Regions from separate parts of the Mus musculus genome. Here region 2 is linked to region 1. Evidence: chromatin loops called from intact Hi-C (ENCODE). Cell type or tissue: left cerebral cortex. All regions are shown on one strand. Links, peaks and the distances in the headings refer to the core of each region. The heading gives the core; the rest is flanking DNA.

What was found. Hi-C counts contacts between places; a loop is a spot of excess contacts. Peaks named below come from ENCODE experiments on the same cell type or tissue, not always from the same donor. Only the 100,000 strongest peaks of a DNase experiment are listed, where the experiment ranks them.
Region 2: a loop joins it to region 1, with 2.1 times the contacts of the local background. A loop is called at or near these places in 3 of 42 quality-filtered maps.

The regions. Positions count from the first base shown.
Region 1 is chr16:91,005,677-91,014,328 of GRCm38, forward strand. Synj1 (synaptojanin 1) reads right to left here and starts at 5,632. Exons shown (of 32, transcript NM_001164483.1): 1 at 5,417-5,632; 2 at 4,348-4,493. The coding sequence starts at 5,514. 4930404I05Rik (RIKEN cDNA 4930404I05 gene) reads left to right here and starts at 5,573. Exons shown (of 3, transcript NR_028368.1): 1 at 5,573-5,643. It overlaps Paxbp1 (PAX3 and PAX7 binding protein 1), which reads right to left. Exons shown (of 18, transcript NM_026110.2): 18 at 8,361-8,652. In left cerebral cortex, for the core only: no CTCF peak of the experiment used is centred there; DNase peaks (open chromatin) are centred at 4,470, 5,149, 5,543 and 5,809; H3K4me3 peaks cover 2,993 bases; H3K27ac peaks cover 2,789 bases.
Region 2 is chr16:90,950,143-90,958,794 of GRCm38, forward strand. It overlaps Synj1 (synaptojanin 1), which reads right to left. Exons shown (of 32, transcript NM_001164483.1): 22 at 7,452-7,530; 23 at 5,167-5,329; 24 at 1,658-1,867; 25 at 209-343. Among named protein-coding and RNA genes, the nearest start is that of Cfap298, 20 kb to the left of the region's middle. In left cerebral cortex, for the core only: a CTCF peak has its summit at 3,815 (motif pointing right); DNase peaks (open chromatin) are centred at 3,232 and 5,627; H3K27ac peaks cover 569 bases.

The DNA.
Region 1 (8,652 bases), core at 293-8,292:
TATACAGAGAAACCCTGTCTCAAAAACAAAACAAAACAAAACAAAACAAAAAAACCAAAAAACAAAACCCCTATATGTATCAATAGAAACACCACCTTGTACCCCATAACACTATACAAGTTATTATATATCAATTAAAAATTAAAGTGGGCAAGGAGTGTAGCTCAGCTCAGTAGCAGAGTATATGTCTACTTGCTGTGTGAAACCTAGGTTCAATGCCCATCAATGCCAAAAATACCCATACAAAACGTGTGTGTGTGGTCAGAGGTTAGTTGGCTCAGGTCTTTTCCTCTATCACCCGCCACCTTAGTTTTGAAATAGCATCTCTTAACCCAGAGCTGGTGGTTTGAGCTGGCCGACTCAGTCCCTGGATCTGCTTCTCTCCACCTCATACCCAGTCTGAATTTTAGGTGGGTGCTAGAATCCAAATTTAAGTCCTGTGGTTGCTCAGCAAACACTTTATCCACTGAGCCATCTCCTCAGCCCCAAATACTGTATTGTGAAACAGACAATAGCTTTGAGTCTGTCAACTTTCTATTGGAAAGTAGTCTTTCCCACTTAATAACTATGTGTCCCTCAGTCATGAGTAAAATCTATGCCAAGCATTAGAGATAGAAACCTTAAGAAGCATGTATACAGTCCCATGTGATATGAAAACCCTGTACTGAAAGTGTCATGGGAGAATTCTCTTTCAGTTCAGCCTGAGGGCTTCAAGAAAATGATTAGCCCTATAATACACAATCCCCTCATTAAAATTCTGAAAACACGGCAGTTTTAGATAAAATCTATAGGTTAAAAAAAAGTCATCTGGTAAAGCTATACTGGCAAGGCACACGTAAGGTTTGCTCAGAAATTATCATTCTGATGGACTATAGGAACCTAGGTACCCGTATTTGTGACATCTTCCCAGATGGATATGCTGTGCAGTCTGGGCATAGGAAACTACTGTGTCAGACTAGGACCCAGTGGCTTAGCACTCAGGAGGATCAGGAGGCTAAGGTCATCTTCAGCTACACAGCAAGTAGGAGAAACACTGTGAGGAAGCCAAAACACTGAAAACAACCAACCGACCTCAAACATTAATGAAGTCGTTGTAAGTCCACTAAGAACACAATGAAGACTGCTCAGTCCCTAGTAATTTGGGAGAACACTGAAGACACCAGGCTCTTGGAAGGAGATCACCACTGAACAGAAAGAGTAGAGTAAGACTAAGCAAGACATTGAAACCCAGGCGGAGGAATCTGAATTGTTTTAAGAAGACAGGGCCACACTTTGACAATGAGAATGACTGCAGAGAACATTTCTTGCAGATTGATAAGCAGTGTGCCCTGAGGCTTCTCGGGTCGGGAATGGTGACAGTGAAGAGGACACACCCAGATCTTCCAGACAGTCCCTGAGTACAGCAGGCATTTGAAATTCTGCAGGTTGTTTTATTATGCAGGACAACATCTATTTTGCTATCACTCCAAATTAAATGCCAAGTTTGTTTTGTGTGTGTGTGACAGTATATTGAGGATAGCCTCAAATACAAGATCTTTGTGCCTGGAGTATACTGGGGTTACAGACATGCAATGCAACCTAGAACCTAACTAATTTTATAAGCCAATTTATCTAACACTGTTCTGTATATTTTATGAAAACTAGGATAAAGGGTTTTGCATGTTTTTACCATAAATTTCAAATGTCTAATACCATTTCAACATTATATAATGTATAAATGTATTGAAACAGCATGGGTTGTAGCTACATGTGTAATTTTTATGTATGGATTAAAAAGTCAAATCAAAATATAGTTAAGTGTTGCTGTAGAGTTTATAGGAAAAAATAACACATCCAAGAGAATATGTATCCATTTCTGTTAGTGTTACAAAGAGAAGCAGTATTCAAACGTTTGTGCTGTCTGAGAATTACTCACATAGCTTAAATCCAATGAAGACAAACAGAATTAAAAGCAATTAAGCTATGGCTATAGCTTGGTGGTAGAATGCTTAACACACAGTACCTACGTTCAATTCTCAGCGCTGAAAATAAATTGTTAAGAATATTGTAATGTTATTCTACTTCATAATTAATGAACCCAATAGATGTTTTTGAGCCTTTTAAAAAGCCTTATTTGGCATAAAAACTACTGAGGTTTTAGAAGTATGATTATTTTTTTTTAACACACAGCAATAATTCTGAAAACAGGTAAAGTCATAACTTGCAAGTCCGCAGTGACTTCCCATTTGTAACTGTATCTAGACAACATTAATACATCAAGTAATGTCAACCAAACACAAGCAGCTGATAACAGTTTACATTACTAGCCAAGCCCCTCCGGCCTCATGTTTTTATTTCAGTGTTCAATACTATAAGCACATCTACAGTATGACACACATTATGGAGATTAACACTGGAGCATGGCATTTTTCATTTTATTAAAACATAACCAATATGCTTTAATAAAACATAACATAAAAACCAATTTGGAACACTGAAGTTCATACTGAATATTACTTAAACTTTTTCTTAGATTGTGTCTGCCCCTTGTCTCTCCCTTTAAATCATATTACTGGAAACACCAAGAATACAGACATTTGTTATATACTAATCTTTGCTTAAGGGTTGTTCATTATGTCACTATCATTTTCTCTACCAGAATAAAATTTTACTATTTCAGTCAGGTTACACTTGAACCAACATAGAAATCATATATGCATAAGTCTGGATTTTATGCTCTTATTGAGTCTAAAGAGCAGTATTTAAACTATTTAAGGCTTATACTAGTAAATATGTCATTTAAGCGCGCGCGTGCGTGCGTGCGCGTGCGTGGAGGCCAGAGACTGATTAAGCATCTTCCTTTATTGCTCTCCATATTATTTTCTGAGTTAGATTCTTATGCCAAATCTGGATCTTAGAAACTTGACCACAACAGCTGACCAGAGATCCCCGAGACCTTCCTGCCTCTGCTTCCCCAGTGCTGGGATTATAAGCATGTGACGCCCTGCCAGGCTTTCATGAAGGGACTGTAGATCACACTCAGACCTGCATGCTCACATGGCAAGCATTTACCAACTGACCATCTCTTAAGTCCAAACATCATGTTCAATAAACAGTCTGAGCAAAATATAAGAGGGCTGGGGGTGTGGTTCAGTTGGCAGAGTGCTCGCCTAGCATGTATGAAGCCCTAAGGTCAATCCTGCACAGTAGTGCACACCTGTATTCTCAGCACTCAGGAGAAGGGGGAGGGGGTGGTGGTCTGGAATTCAGTGGCATTGGCTATATCATGAAGGTCCCAGCTATAACTCTAATAGACTGTTAAAGTAATAATGATAATTAATAATAATAATAATAATAATAATAATAATAATAAAAGAACAAGTAGTTACCATTAGAAAATCTGTTTAAAACAAATACTTGAGACAATCCCAAACTGGGGTTGTCTGCCCCAGTCTTGTATTAAGAATGAAGCATGGGGTACATTCGATGTCTCAGCAGGTAAAAAGCTTTTGCCACCAAGCCTGAAGACCTGAGTTCAATCCCTGGGGCCTATATAGTAGGAGGAGCTCCCAGAAGCTGTCCTGATCTCCACTTGTCCCCTACCTACACACAAATAAATGACTAAATTAAAAAAAAAAAAATGAACGAAACACAATGTGAATTAGTCCTTTTATTTTCATCTATCTGCCACAAATTTACCCAAACATCATTTTGTGTGGTACAATAAGTAATCCTTTTAAAATAAAGGTCATTTTTCAATAATATGAAATCAAGCACATATGTCACATGAAATATTTTAGGAGCTGTCTGCAATTCTTATTAAAGATATAAAAGCTTAGGCTGGAGAAGCGGATGGTCAGCACTTGCCTAGAGTGACTGAAGCCCTGAATCTGACCCACCAATACCACACATGAGCACAAGGGACACCTGAATAAATAAATAAACAAATAAGGGTTTGATGTATGATGCACAGATCATACCATTCCTATTAAATCTGACTAACAAAATTCTGGGTATAACAGGAGATGCAAGCTGTCTTATTGGGTTAATGTGATAAAGACAAAATTGCAACACCATTTTACAAAAAGATAAACTTCTAGAAGCAGAACAGATGGAAAACAAACTCCCAGCAGCAAAATCTGCACCGCCCTGCACCACCATCACCCCAATAAAAACCCTAAGCTATCTCAGTTTACAGAAAATAAGGCTTCATTCAAATTAAGCCAAAGCACAAACCCGTACGCTAAAGCTCAGAAGATCAAATTCAGGGAGAAGGTTCTCAAGAACCTTTTTTTTATAAACTGTTGAACTCGCGAGTTACAACCAAAACAGAGATCAGAATCGGGCAGGTGAAAACACGTGACTTACAGAGCACAGCCACAGCCCCAGACTCGAACATGAGACATTCTTCCTTATGCCTAGTTTCCACTATGAGGCTGAACGGTGGGGGATCCAATTTGTGGTAGATTCGAAATCCTTTGCTGAACGCCATTCTCCTTTCTTCAGAGGCAGCCCTGTGGAAACCAAGTCAATGCACCTGAGGTTTCCTTCTGCTGCAAGGACTGCTAGGCGTCCTCCTGAGGTCCCTCACTGACAAGTTTGATGGGGGTTGGGGGTAGAGAAAAAGAGAGCTCAGGGGTGAACGGTTTATTCCAAAAGATAAGGCGTCACCTTTTTTTTTTTTTTTCTTAACCAAAAGGCAAAAGGAAACGCGTCCAGTTCTCAAGATACGGCAGGACAAGGCAGGGGTTTTTAGCACCGTCGGTCCTGATTTGGATAAGGTGGATTTCCCATTTAATTTATGTTTCCCCAAAGGGAAAATCTGTAGCGTATTTTCAGTTGGGGTTGTTTATCGGCTTCCTGCTTCACGATCTGTCACTACGGGAAGGGAACTGATGGGGAAACTTCAAGCCGATCCCTAGGCGGAATGGGCAAGGGGATGGGAGGGAAGGTTAATCAGGCTGATTCAAAGCTCCTGAGGGGGCCGGAGAGGGACGGGATTATCACACCGCGGACTCTCCAGGGCGGCGGCGAAGGGCAGGGAAAGCCACACAGGTGACTGCCGCCTCCTGCCCAGTCACGAAGCTCACCGTGACGAATGGATCCCACCGCCACTCAACGAGATCCCGGGGAGCCGGGGGGAACTGAGGCACCGGGCGCTTCAGCGCCTCCATTACGCACCGCCAGAGATACCCGGGAGCCTGTGCCGACGGGGTCCTTTCCCGCCCGCTGGGTGACAGCCGCTGTCACGGCAAGCCACCCGCAGCCCCGGGGTCTCCACACAACCCGCCGCCCTCGGCCCTCGGCCGCCTCTCACCGCTTGCGACCCGGCTGCGACGGCCGCCACCGCTCAGGAAGCGTCCACCCGGCCGGCCGGCTGCCCCTGGGTAGAGCCCGGGCCGCTCCCCGCCCCCCGCCCTCCCGCCCGCTGCCTCACCTCTTCCTCCGGCTCCTCCTCCTCCTTCTCCCGCAGCCTCCGCCGCTACAGCCGCCCGAAGCGTCACTTCCGCTCCAGCAGGTCCAGCTCTTCCGCATTGCGCCGCTGCCCAGGCGGAAGGCCCGCCCCTTAGGGTGAAAGGGCGGAGCCGTTTCCGCCCACGCGGGACCGTGCTGCCGAGCAGGGCGCTTACTGGTCACCGGGTTCCTGCGGCCGCCGCGTCCTGGGTCCGTGAAGCGAGCCTCCGTCGCCCCGGGAGTGGGAAGGTGGCACGGCCAGGGGAGCCGGCAGAGGGAGGGTCCGTCCTCCTCGCGTGGAGCCCTGTAGCTCTGCCCTCCCCGCGGGCGACAGGGAGGGACTTCAGGAAAGAGCTGGGGGAGCCCGTGTTGATTCGTGCTCGAGTCGGGCATCAGGACCACCCCCTGCCGCCTCCGCAGACCTGATGGGCGATGGGCGAGTGCGAGGCGGGGGACGGTGTGCACCCCGCGCCGGCTGGGTGGCGCTCGAAGAGCTGTCCATGGTGTCTGTCGTCAGGGAGGCAGCAGGAGGCTGTTCCCTGGCTGTTTCAGTGTGTTCTCCGAGCTCCAGGGGCGATGGAAGAGTGCTCAACCGAATGCAGTGGAGAGTGGGGGAAGCCAGCAACCAGAAACTCCAGGCAGTCAAACAAAACATGGCTGTCACTGTCGATTTGCCAGCCGTGGAATTTTATAACTAAGGGCATCACACTGTTTCAAACTATCTTTTTAAACGAGACATTATGTCTAAAACTTGTGTCCAGCAGAATTATTCTGCCTATACTTCAGAGACAAAAATGGGAGGACATTGTAGTCCCTGGGGCTTTAGAGAGGAATTGAGAATCCAAGGAGCACGGCAATCATGTTCCATTTGCCTTTGCTTTCCCCTAGCCTCTTCCCCTTTTTACTTTCTTCCCAAAAGCACAATTTAAATATGACGTATTGCATAAAAACATTTCCTCTAACATGCTGTCATGTGACTCAACGCTTCTCTATTTTAGAGAAGACAAATCCACCCTAGTTTTAAAATATTAAAAGCAAACTAAACACAAGAGAAGCCACCTCCAGCCAAGGAGATACACACTTGGATTCAGTTCTTAGATCTTTTCACTTAGTCTCCTAAGAACAACTTTTACTTTTTTGTTGTGGTTACAGTAACCACAAGCTTATAATAACAATTGCTTGCTGTGAATTGTGGTTAGCCATTTTTCCCTCCCAAGAAGTGTCCATTTCAGGTGGGGACAGTCCTTTAAATAAAACAGGGATGTTTGAGAGTGGGATTTTTCTTAAGTGTGATGACTGTATATGACATGCACCGACAAAAACGGGTTCAGGAGAGCTGGCCACTGAATTGTAGTACTTTGGAGGTAGCTTTTGTTTTTTGAGACAAAGTAGCACAGAGCCCAGGCTAGTGTGCCAACCATACCTGGTTTACGTGGTGACAGACTGAACCCAAAGCTTCATGCGTACCAGGCAGGCATTCTACAAGCTGGGGGGCATCCCCAGCCCTAGGGATGAACCTTTTTATGACAACTGAAATTACCCCAAGTGGAGCTGTAATCAAACTTGCTTACCCCATCATTCTTTTCACACCAAGAATCCCTGTGAAACTACACCAAAAACTCTTTGTCAAGGTGGAAATCATGGCACTAAGCGCTTTCTAAAGCCAGCCTTCTGCCTATTCTTGGTATCCTGAACTAAGAAAGCGGAGGTCCAAGCTTCTGTTATAATGTCTTTCTTCAAATTAAGCTAAAGCAGCAGTGGTAGGTCTTAGCTTTCCCAAGTCCTTTCAAAATACATTTTTAATTATAAAATAAACCCAAGATTTGAAAAGCATACTAGTGACCTTTGAACATTCCTTATTGTCCCTTTTCTATTTATTATTGTTACAACATATCCAAGTAGCTGCACGTTTTAGCAAACCAGTGTCTATAGTAGACTAACTCAAAATATATAGGCACAGTCTAAAGCTTTGCAAAGAAGCCAATTGTGCTGACTGGAACTGAGCAATGGTGAGGCTGTCAGAATGCTCATACCCTGATTCTTGTCGCTAGCAAACGACAGATGACTGGGTGACCCGAGTCTAAAAAAGTTTTGGATATCTGGTAGACTGTTGTGGTTATACAAGAGACCGAGACGAAATCACAGGTACCGTTTGTTACAAAGGAGGCAGAGGGGAATCAGGTCCCCATGTAGGGGCATGAAGACAAATGGTAGAATGGAGAATTATGACAAACCCAGGTGCACCAGAAACCACTAGAATCTATACGTTGAGCTGAGAACCTTTATAAGATACATGATTCCAGTGACAGTTATTTCCAGTTTTTGGCCTTAAGCACTCAAGAGAGTAGCTGTTCTAAGACACTCAGCTAGTAAATACCAGTGTTATGGCAGCTGAGAATTCCATATTTAGTGCTCTTTACTCATTCAGGAGTGACAACCTCGTCGAGACATAACGAGCACTTTCTATATGCAGTTCTGGTCTCCATTCACCTTGCATCAGACTCCTAGGACAGTGTCCAAGCCTGTTCCTAAGTGTTAGCATAGGCAGTTGGAGCTTATCCAAACAATTACTAAAGCTGGATATAGGAAGAGTGGTTTTATACTGATGGGCTTGGAAACAGTTTAAGGCCCAAATACATATTTGTGTTTGTTTTAATTCATGAGAATGAGTGCTCTGAAATTTAATTTCCCTTAGGAGCCAAGAAAGATTAATAACAACAACAATGACAAAAAAAAAAAAACCAAAAAACAAAAAACACAACCCTCATCCTTAATGAATATGTGGAGATAAGTCATAATACCTCCAGAACTGATGGAGAAAGGAGAGCACAACACTGTCCAAGTGCACACTGGCCTGTTAACAGCCTCACCATATGAACCACTGTATGTATGCTCTGAACTTAGTCACCAGCAAGATACAACAAAAGGCGTGTTTAAAAATTAATTTAATGCTTGGCTAAAGCTTAATTACATATATATTTTTCAAACGATAGTCCTGAATTTCTGAAAAGTTACTCTTCTGAAAATCACAGAATCAGAAAGCATCAACCTTAAAACAAGTTTCTCTGAGTATTTACAGTGTGGTAGAAACATTACAGAATACCATGGATAGTAAATTGCCTGGGTGTGTCTGATCAGCAAGGCATGTTCTTTATTGCATATATAACTCACATATGTGGGATTCAAAACAGGATAGACTAAAGAAATGCATATCTATAG
Region 2 (8,652 bases), core at 174-8,173, 56 kb before region 1:
GCTGGCCGTGCTCACAAACCCTGCTCGCTAGACATGCTGTCCTGCTGCTCCTCAGAGCTCCTTTTAGACAAGTTCAAGAGGTATCAATAATGACCACACAAACACACACACAACATCCTGAGGATACAGATGAAAACATGCACAATGCATTTAAATGAAGTAGAGGAAATTTTTAAGTTAAACAGGCAATCTAAGAGTAGTTGGTTACCTGAAGGTGGAGGTGGTCTCTGTGGTGGGGCAGGACGTGCCGGAGGAGCGACTGGGCGGGGAGGGGGTGGTCTCTTGGGCTCTAGAGTCTGGGAAGAATCCTTCTGGGCCGCTGGCTGAGTGTCAACTGGAGAGCCTAAGAAAGTGAGTAAAGTGAGACCAGGTGCCAACCGGGAGGGCGCTAGTGAGACGGAACGTGCATGCCTGATGAACTGACCCAACTCTCTCCTCTCAAAGGTCTGTGCCTTACAGAAAGAATAAAACACTCTCGGTGACTATGGCAGCAGTCCACCAAAGAAGCCCCTTCTGGAAGCATGGGAACCATGCTGCTGCCCTGTGCACCTTCACTTGGCTGCGGTGTTGAGAGCTGACTTACTAAGGAGGACTATTAAGGGACAAAATGTACTGTTTGAGTTAAGTCATACATAACTTGCCGGCCAGCCAGGAAGAGAGGGGAAAAGCCCAACGAGTCAAGTGTTCTTATCTCAGAGTAGAAAACCACACGTTGTAAAGCTCAGACGCGACTGAGCACATAACAGGACTGAGACAGGGCATCCCGTGGCAGCAGTGCTGTGAAGCTTCTCCACTGAGAGTAGAGTTACTGTCAGGAATCCACTCCTGTTACAGGCCACTCAGTACCTGGGCTAAAGCTAAAAAACCTGTGCTGGTTAGTTTGTGTCAACTTGATACAAGTTAAGAGTCACTGGGGGGAAAAGAACTTCAACTGAGGAATTCCTATGTCAGACTGGCTTGCAGACCAAGTCCCTTGATGAATGACTGATGGGGTCAGACCTTGTGGGTGGCACTACCCTTGGGCAGGTGGTCCAGGAGGAATAGGAAAGCAGACTGAGTTAGCCACTGGGAGCAAGCCTCTGTATCAGCTCCTGCCTCCAGATTCTTGCCCTGAGCGTCTGGCTTCCCTTAATCACCTGTAAACCAAACAAGCCCTTCCCGCCCCAAGCTGGCTTTGGTCAGTGGGCTAGGGTTTCTATTGGTGAAATGAAACACCATGACCAAAAAAGCAAGTTGGGGAGGGATTAAAGCTTATCTGGCTTACACTTCCATATTCCTGTTTATCATGAAAGGAAATCAGGGCAGGAACCTGGAGGCAGGAGCTGATGCCGAGGCCATGGAAGGGTGCTTCTAACTGGCTTCCTGTCCCTGCTTGCTCAGCCTGCTTTCTTATAGAAGACCAGGTCCATCAGCTCAGAGATGCACCACTGGGCTGGAACCTCCCCCATCAATCACTAATTATGAGACGTCCCGATAGCTGGATCTTATGGAGGCATTTTCTCAATTAAGGTTTGTGTGTCAAGCTGACATAGGACCAGCCATCGCAGTCAGTGTTTTTATCACAGCAACAGAAAGCAAACAAGGATACAGCCGTACTCCAACGTTCAAACAAACCGTCAAGACAAAGTCACACCAAATTTTCAAATAAAACACGCACCCTGCGAACTTGGAGGTCCTGGAGTTCTTGACGGTGCTCGGCTAGGTCTGATGGGAAGAGAAGGGGCGGAGTACTCTGGTACTGTGGGGGACTGGCAGGGACTGGTCCGGGGTGAAGAACTTGGAGAAGTGCCCAGGCCAGAACTTGAGGACGGCTGCAGATGCTGAGGAAGAAGCTCCTCTACTTCAGCGCTGTAGTCATCGACGTCACCTAGCAAGGCCACCAAAGACAGCACCTTTTACCTTTTTATAGTAGGGCTTCCAGGGCTAAAGACAAGTTAAGACTGCTAAGGTATCGCCCACACAGGGAATAAGCATAAAGGCTTGTAGAAATATTTGTAAATATAAAAATCAGAGTCAGTACAAATGCTCTTAGAGTCTAAAGATCCATTCCTTCAGCTGTAGCTACACCCGGAGCTTGCGTGACTGAAAGCTCTGTTAGCTGAGCAGCTATGAAGCCAACTTTGTCCATGTGTTCTGTGTGACTGCCTCTACTCTCTGCCCAACCCAGGTCCAACCTAACAGCAAACAAGGTCCCGGGCAGTCATACACCCTTAGCCAGAAGGCTTCTATTTCAAGACTTTTCACTCAATATAGACCCATTTCTCCCATCAGGTCTCGTCTCCACTTACCTAAGGGTTAGAGAGTGGGGTCAGGGCACCCCATGCAACAGCATTCACAACCTTCAACACTAGCCTTCCTTCCAAGTCCTACTTTTTATAAGGCTATGTCACTAGGAGTCTATGAGACACCCTTTATCTCACCTACTTCAGAAATCTCCACGCTCTGCCCTTCAAGTGAGTGAACTAGTAAGGCATTCAGGACTAAGCAGACAGCACCACAGTAAGTGGGCCTTACCACCTTTCTGCACACACTCAAGTCCTATGGACAGCATGGACGGCAACCTGAACAGCTCAGCACTGTCCTCACCGACAGGATTGCTTCCACACTCTGCACACCGTCCCCTCAGCTGTGCGGCCTCTGGGTCCTAACCTGCAACACTTCATTCTCTCAGCCCTTCAGCAGATCTAGGGCTTCCTCCCTTGCACTTCAGCCCCGCCCAATGTCGTCTCCTCTGGGTTTGGCTTCAGATGTTCACTATGGCTCTCCTGTTGCCTGTGCCTGACAAACCCTTTCAATCATCACTCACACCTCACATCTCTGCACTTGTCTGTGAGTGTCCTGGAAAACACATCAAGTCTTCACAGTTACATCAACAATGTTTATAATTCAGCCTCCTCTGGGTTCCCCAAGTTGCCTGAAAATTCTAAGACTTCCTAGTTGGTTATTCTTCTCATTCCTTTTTGCCAGCAATATTGTTTCAAAGCATCTCAAGTTCCCTGAAACTGTGGGATTGTCCCACTCCTGCTAATGATGTGAAATCATAAACCTGACAGAAGTCTCAGGATAGAGCCTCTACCAATTAGCTCCTGCAAACTGCATTCTCACCACACAGCGGATGCCGTCCATGACAGGTAGGATGCATGGGCCCCGCACGAGTACTCCGCTTCCTCCTGCCAACCCTCTCAGTGTTAGCCTCCTCTGCACCAGCCCCTCCCGCAGCACTCAGCTCTCTCAGGCTCCTCCCACTGAAAAGTAACTGTTCTGTAACCCCAATTCTTCACCTTCCACCCACAGCAAATCGCACCAGTCGGCTTTCCCACACCACCAAGATGACTCTTACAAAGGCCACTAACAGCCTCCCTCGCTGCTCCTACATCAGAGAAGTGTCTGTCCTTATCTTCTCCCTCATCTTTCTAAAGTATGAGGTATCATGGACCATTCCTTTCTGGTTATACTTTCTTCTCTTCTTCTCTTCTCTCTTCTCTTCTTTTCTTTTCTTCTCTCTTCTCCTCTCTTCCTGTCTCTGTCTCTGTCTCTGTCTCTGTCTCTCTCTCTCTCTCTCTCTCTCTCTCTCTGTGTGTGTGTGTGTGTGTGTGTGTGTGTGTGTGTGTGCATGACAGGGTTTCCCTATAACAGAACCCTGGCTGTGAACCCTCGACTCACTTTGTAGACAAGGCTGGCCTCAAACTCACAGAGATTTGCCTGCCTCTGTCTCCTAAGTGCTGGCTGCTCTTTCCTTGACTTTTAAAAATAGTTTTATTTTTTATGTATATGAGTGTTTGCATGCATGTATGTGTAACATGAATGTAGTGACTGAAGAGACCACAAGAGGGTGTCAGAGCCCCTGGCACTGGAGCTACAGATTCACCATGTGGATGTTGGGTCTTCTACAAGAGCGCCTGGCCAGTGCTCTTAAGCAGTGAACCATCTCTCCAGCGCCTCGATTTTTCTTTTAAATTGAAACCCTTTCTATGGCCTACCACACGACTACTCATTATTACACGGACATCCTTACTATGATCACCTGCATCCAGGTGGAAAACACCTAGAAAACAATGTGTCCTAGAAGGAACCAACAAAGATGCGCTCACAGAATCTGCAGCATCTGCCAAGCCTCTATGATGGTTGATTTTGGCTCAACTCGATGGCCTATACAGGTAGGAGATCACTGGAGCCCATCTCTGGACGTGTCTGTGAGAGCACCCTGAGGTGACTAGGTAAGACAACTCTGACACGATGAGTGCACTGTGCCTGATGGGTGCAGAAGACGATGGAATTATTACAAAGTAGTAACGAGTAGGGTGCACGACCTAGCTGGAGCAATGAGGTCAGCAGGAGCTTGTCTCTGCGGTAGACCAGCTTCTACCATCTGTTCCTGCCTCCATGGTGCTTCTCCAAGGGTATGGACCAATCAACCAAGGACTGAACCTTTAGAATCATGAGCCAAAATAAATATATTCTCTGTAACCTGTTTCTGTAGGGGATTCGGTCACAACTAGAAAAGGAACCAGCACAACCTGGCACACAGAGTACGTATCTGTGGATCAAGTAAATGACCAATACAAAAGCTAGTGATTATCCTAAAAGATTTTAACTTAGATGTACTTTCTTGCAGTGCAGAGTCAGGTATGCAGTTTTGGACAGGCTCGTGACAGAACTAGGGCCTCACAGACATCAATCACTCACTTTCTCAGAGCTGAATCCTGATGAAAGCTATGCTCACACATATAACATGTAGTACTAGAAAGCAAACACACTTTCAAATAATGTTTAAGAAAACAGCAATGCCCACACGATTTGTCCCAAAGTCGCTACCTTTTCACGCAGTTCCAAATGAGCCACTTGGACTCTTTCTAAATTCCTTTGGAACATATCTTCTTTTTTTAGTAATTATGAACTTATTGGAATTTCTACTTAACTATAATTTTGGCACAAATTGGCACACTCAAAATACCAATTCATGCTCATACAATATAAACTGCACAACTGTATTTACTATTTAATGACAAAATAACACATAAATTACCAGGTACAATGTAATCAGATAAACATTATACTATAGAAAACAAATCACTATTAACACTGTGTTCAAGGAGAGAGAGAGAAACCCTTAGTGCTGGGACAACCTTCTCTAACATGCAGGACAAGCCTGCTCAACAGACACACCTTCCATGTCAAAGTCTGCTGCGACCTCTGCGTCTTCACCAAGCAGGGTGGAGCTTGCTGATGAGGGCAACGTGACACTGATTTTCTCTAAACTCATCTCTTCTTCCAAATGTTTGATCCAGTCTGGACTTTTTAAAGTAATTGTTATAGTCCGATTTAATAGCTAGTTGATATAAAAAAAAAGACACAGAAAATATATTAACATGAAAACTATGGTGGAAGAAGGGTGCTCATGTTACAGCACACACATTAAAATTCCACGTGGAGGCTGTTCACAGTCTGCCTTTAAGAGCTTATGATGCCAAATAGAAGTAGTTAGGATTCCTTCACTCTGGCCAAAGGCAAACCGCTGATAATGTGCTATGTAGTTCTGGCTTGGATCCATAAGCTAGGTAACTGTTCCTCCACTGAAGCAAGCACAGGAGAGGCAGAGGCCTTGAGCACGCTCGTGTGCTGTGTGGCTCTCTCTCACTTGGCACAACAGTCCCGAGGGCTGCTCGACTGTATGCTGTATGTGCTAAGCCAGGCCTTTAGCATTTCAAATGTCAGGAGAATGTTGTGTGAAGATTATTTTGAATCTTCTACAAGAATGAACTGTTGTGGAAGTGGAATGGCCGCACCATGTAAAGCACGCCTTAGCTTTCCTTCTACATTGACATGACTTTTAGATCTCAGGACGATTCGATAAACCAACATGTGACAACTAAGTTATTCTGTGTCTCATTGTACTTTTAAAAATTCTTCAAAGATGCATTGTTAAAGAAGACTATTTCATCATGGCCATGAAGATGATACACTCTCACTTAAAGTCCACAGCACTCACAAGAAGAGACCAGCTTCTTGGTTACGAGCTCTTTCTCACAGTTTCAACTCTTTTGTTTGAAGAGTTCCATAGTGGGAGGAAGACTAAGCTTTTGAATATTTACAAATGATCTGCATAGGTATGGCCAATGCACCGTGCGGACAGCTGGCCATTCTGTGGGTAGATTCCAGCTCAAAGGATTATTGCTCTCTGGATTCCCTGAAGGCACCGCAGTTTAAAGCTACTCACTTAAACAGCATGGCTGTCTGACAGCAACTGAACTTCAAAGTCAGAGTCCTTCAATCCCTTACTTGTTTTATCAGACTCAGGGACTGAAATTAATTCATCATTTGCCTATACATTTCACAGTTCATTAAGTCAACAAAAATCTTTTATATTTGCAAATATCATTTAAAATCTGTGTCTGTGTATATGTGTGTGTGTCTGTGTGTGTGTCTGTGTATGTGTGTGTATGTGTGTGTCTATACAGCCTAGGCTGCTTCATATTTTTTTCTCTGAAATGGGCTAATAAATGGGATAATACCTGAAAAACTTAGAATTAAATTAATGATTCTAACAAAGTCAACACATGAGAGTTTTACAAATGTATAACTTTCAAAAGGGCCAACTAAGTATTATGTTACATTTCGGCTTTTTTTTATCATTTTGACATGAATATATTAGTGCTATGTTCAAAAACAAACAAACCTCAGGCAATATACACATGCAAATATTCTTCATTAAGGAAGCAAACATAACATGACAAGTTCAGAGGCTGTTAGACGCCCGAAGGAGTTGCTCACTGTTGGACAAATGGAACCTAGAATTCATACAATTAGCAATGAAGGATTCACTAAAAAAGAAATATGATTCATAAAAATTGGCAGATGCAACATTTCACAGAAACAAAACTACACCAGGTCATCAGTGTAAGTTTCCCCTCAGTGACGTTTCAGATTACAGACTAGTGACATCCCCAGTAGTTACATCTGAAACTGCTACAATGTTTGTTCTCTGAGGACATGATGTATCCATGCTAGAAAAGGACCCCAGACCCCAAAGCCTTCCCTTGGTGACTCATGAATAACTCCCGGGAAGAGAAGGGCCTTCTGCTCCTTCCGCCCGCCCGGTGCTCTTGTAAATAAAACATGCTCTCCACTTGGTAGTAATGCAGAGAAGCTGGAATATCTACTTTTAATGAAAATTTTATAATATTTTGCATTAAATATCATAGAGATCAAATTAGGCAGGGAACATGTTTTCTTTTCTTTTCTGTCAATGGTTAATATCTCTAAGGGGGAAGTAAAATAATCTTAAGTTAGGCAGACCACTAGTGTCAATAAAAATATTGAGTAACCCTTACGCAGTTCACGGGCTTCAGTTTTTCTTAACTGAAAACACATCTAGGCATTCAAGTTGCTTGTCTGTAAAGCTACAATCTTGAGACATGCCCAACAGTTTAGGATCACTAAATCTACCTTACCTCTTTCCCATTTAGGCTCAGAGCATTCAAGGCAGAGCTTCCCTCCAAAAATGTAACCCACATTTTATCTTCTACAAATCTTTAAGAGAAAGAAAAAACAGTGAATAAGAACATAATTAACTTCTCAGACATAACTCGCTTAATCTCCAGCCACTGGTTGTGAATGAACAGCTGGGGCCAAAAAGAGAAACCGGTGGCCAGCGGGCTGGCTCTCAGAGGAGGCTGCTCTCTGCACACAGCACTTCCATCCTGCTTCCTTTACTCTGACCCAATGCAGCCAGAACTATGCATTTCCAGTGTTTCAGTGACTTTCCTGAAAGCCATTTCCTCTGATTAAGAAAGATTACAGATATTATTAATAGATAATATTAATGAGAAGGAATCCCCAAATAACCCAACTAACTGGTCACAAGGAGCTGCAGGTGTCTGTCTGCACAGGCATTTCTTCCTCTCTGAGTCTTTGCTACAATTCCAAGTTTATACTCTGGAAATGAGACACCCCCTACACCCTTCAGAAAGGGAGAAAATGAAACAAAGGACATAATTTGAAGTCACTGAATATATATATATATTTATAACAAAAATAAAACAATGTTATCCATCTGATTTACAGAAGCAATTCTGCAAACTGAATTTTCCCAATGATATGGAGAAAACCTTTCTCATGCTCACATTCTAAAAGATTATGGATTTTAAGGGTTAAAAAAAGACCCAAATAGAAGTGTGCCAAACTATGTTCTTCTTCTGAAATCAAGTGCACACAGACTACATCTCACAATGCCTCAGACATGACCAAGACAACTGCCGCAGCTTCTCTGGCTTGAAGCTCTTAAGTTCCAGGAATGTTGTCATTCCAAATACACAGGGATAGTGTTCTTACCAAAGCGCTGCCCAATGGCTGCTGTAGAGGGCTCCCTAGTTAAGGCTGCTGTGAGCTGTGCACCACACACCCACTCTCTTGTTAGCATGTGCTTTTGTTTGTCACCTTGGTACCATTGGTGTGACAGACAGAGTACCCTAACTGTCTTGACACTTATGGCTTTCTATCACAGGTACAGAGGATTTTCTTATCAATATTCTCTCTAATGTTGACAATATTCTGAGGAAAGCTTTTAGCTTCAAGTCTGAATTAGGAAGACCCCAGTGAGTCTATTCTCCTTCCCTGTCTCTTGTATACACAGTGTGAGTCCCTTCTCCTTCC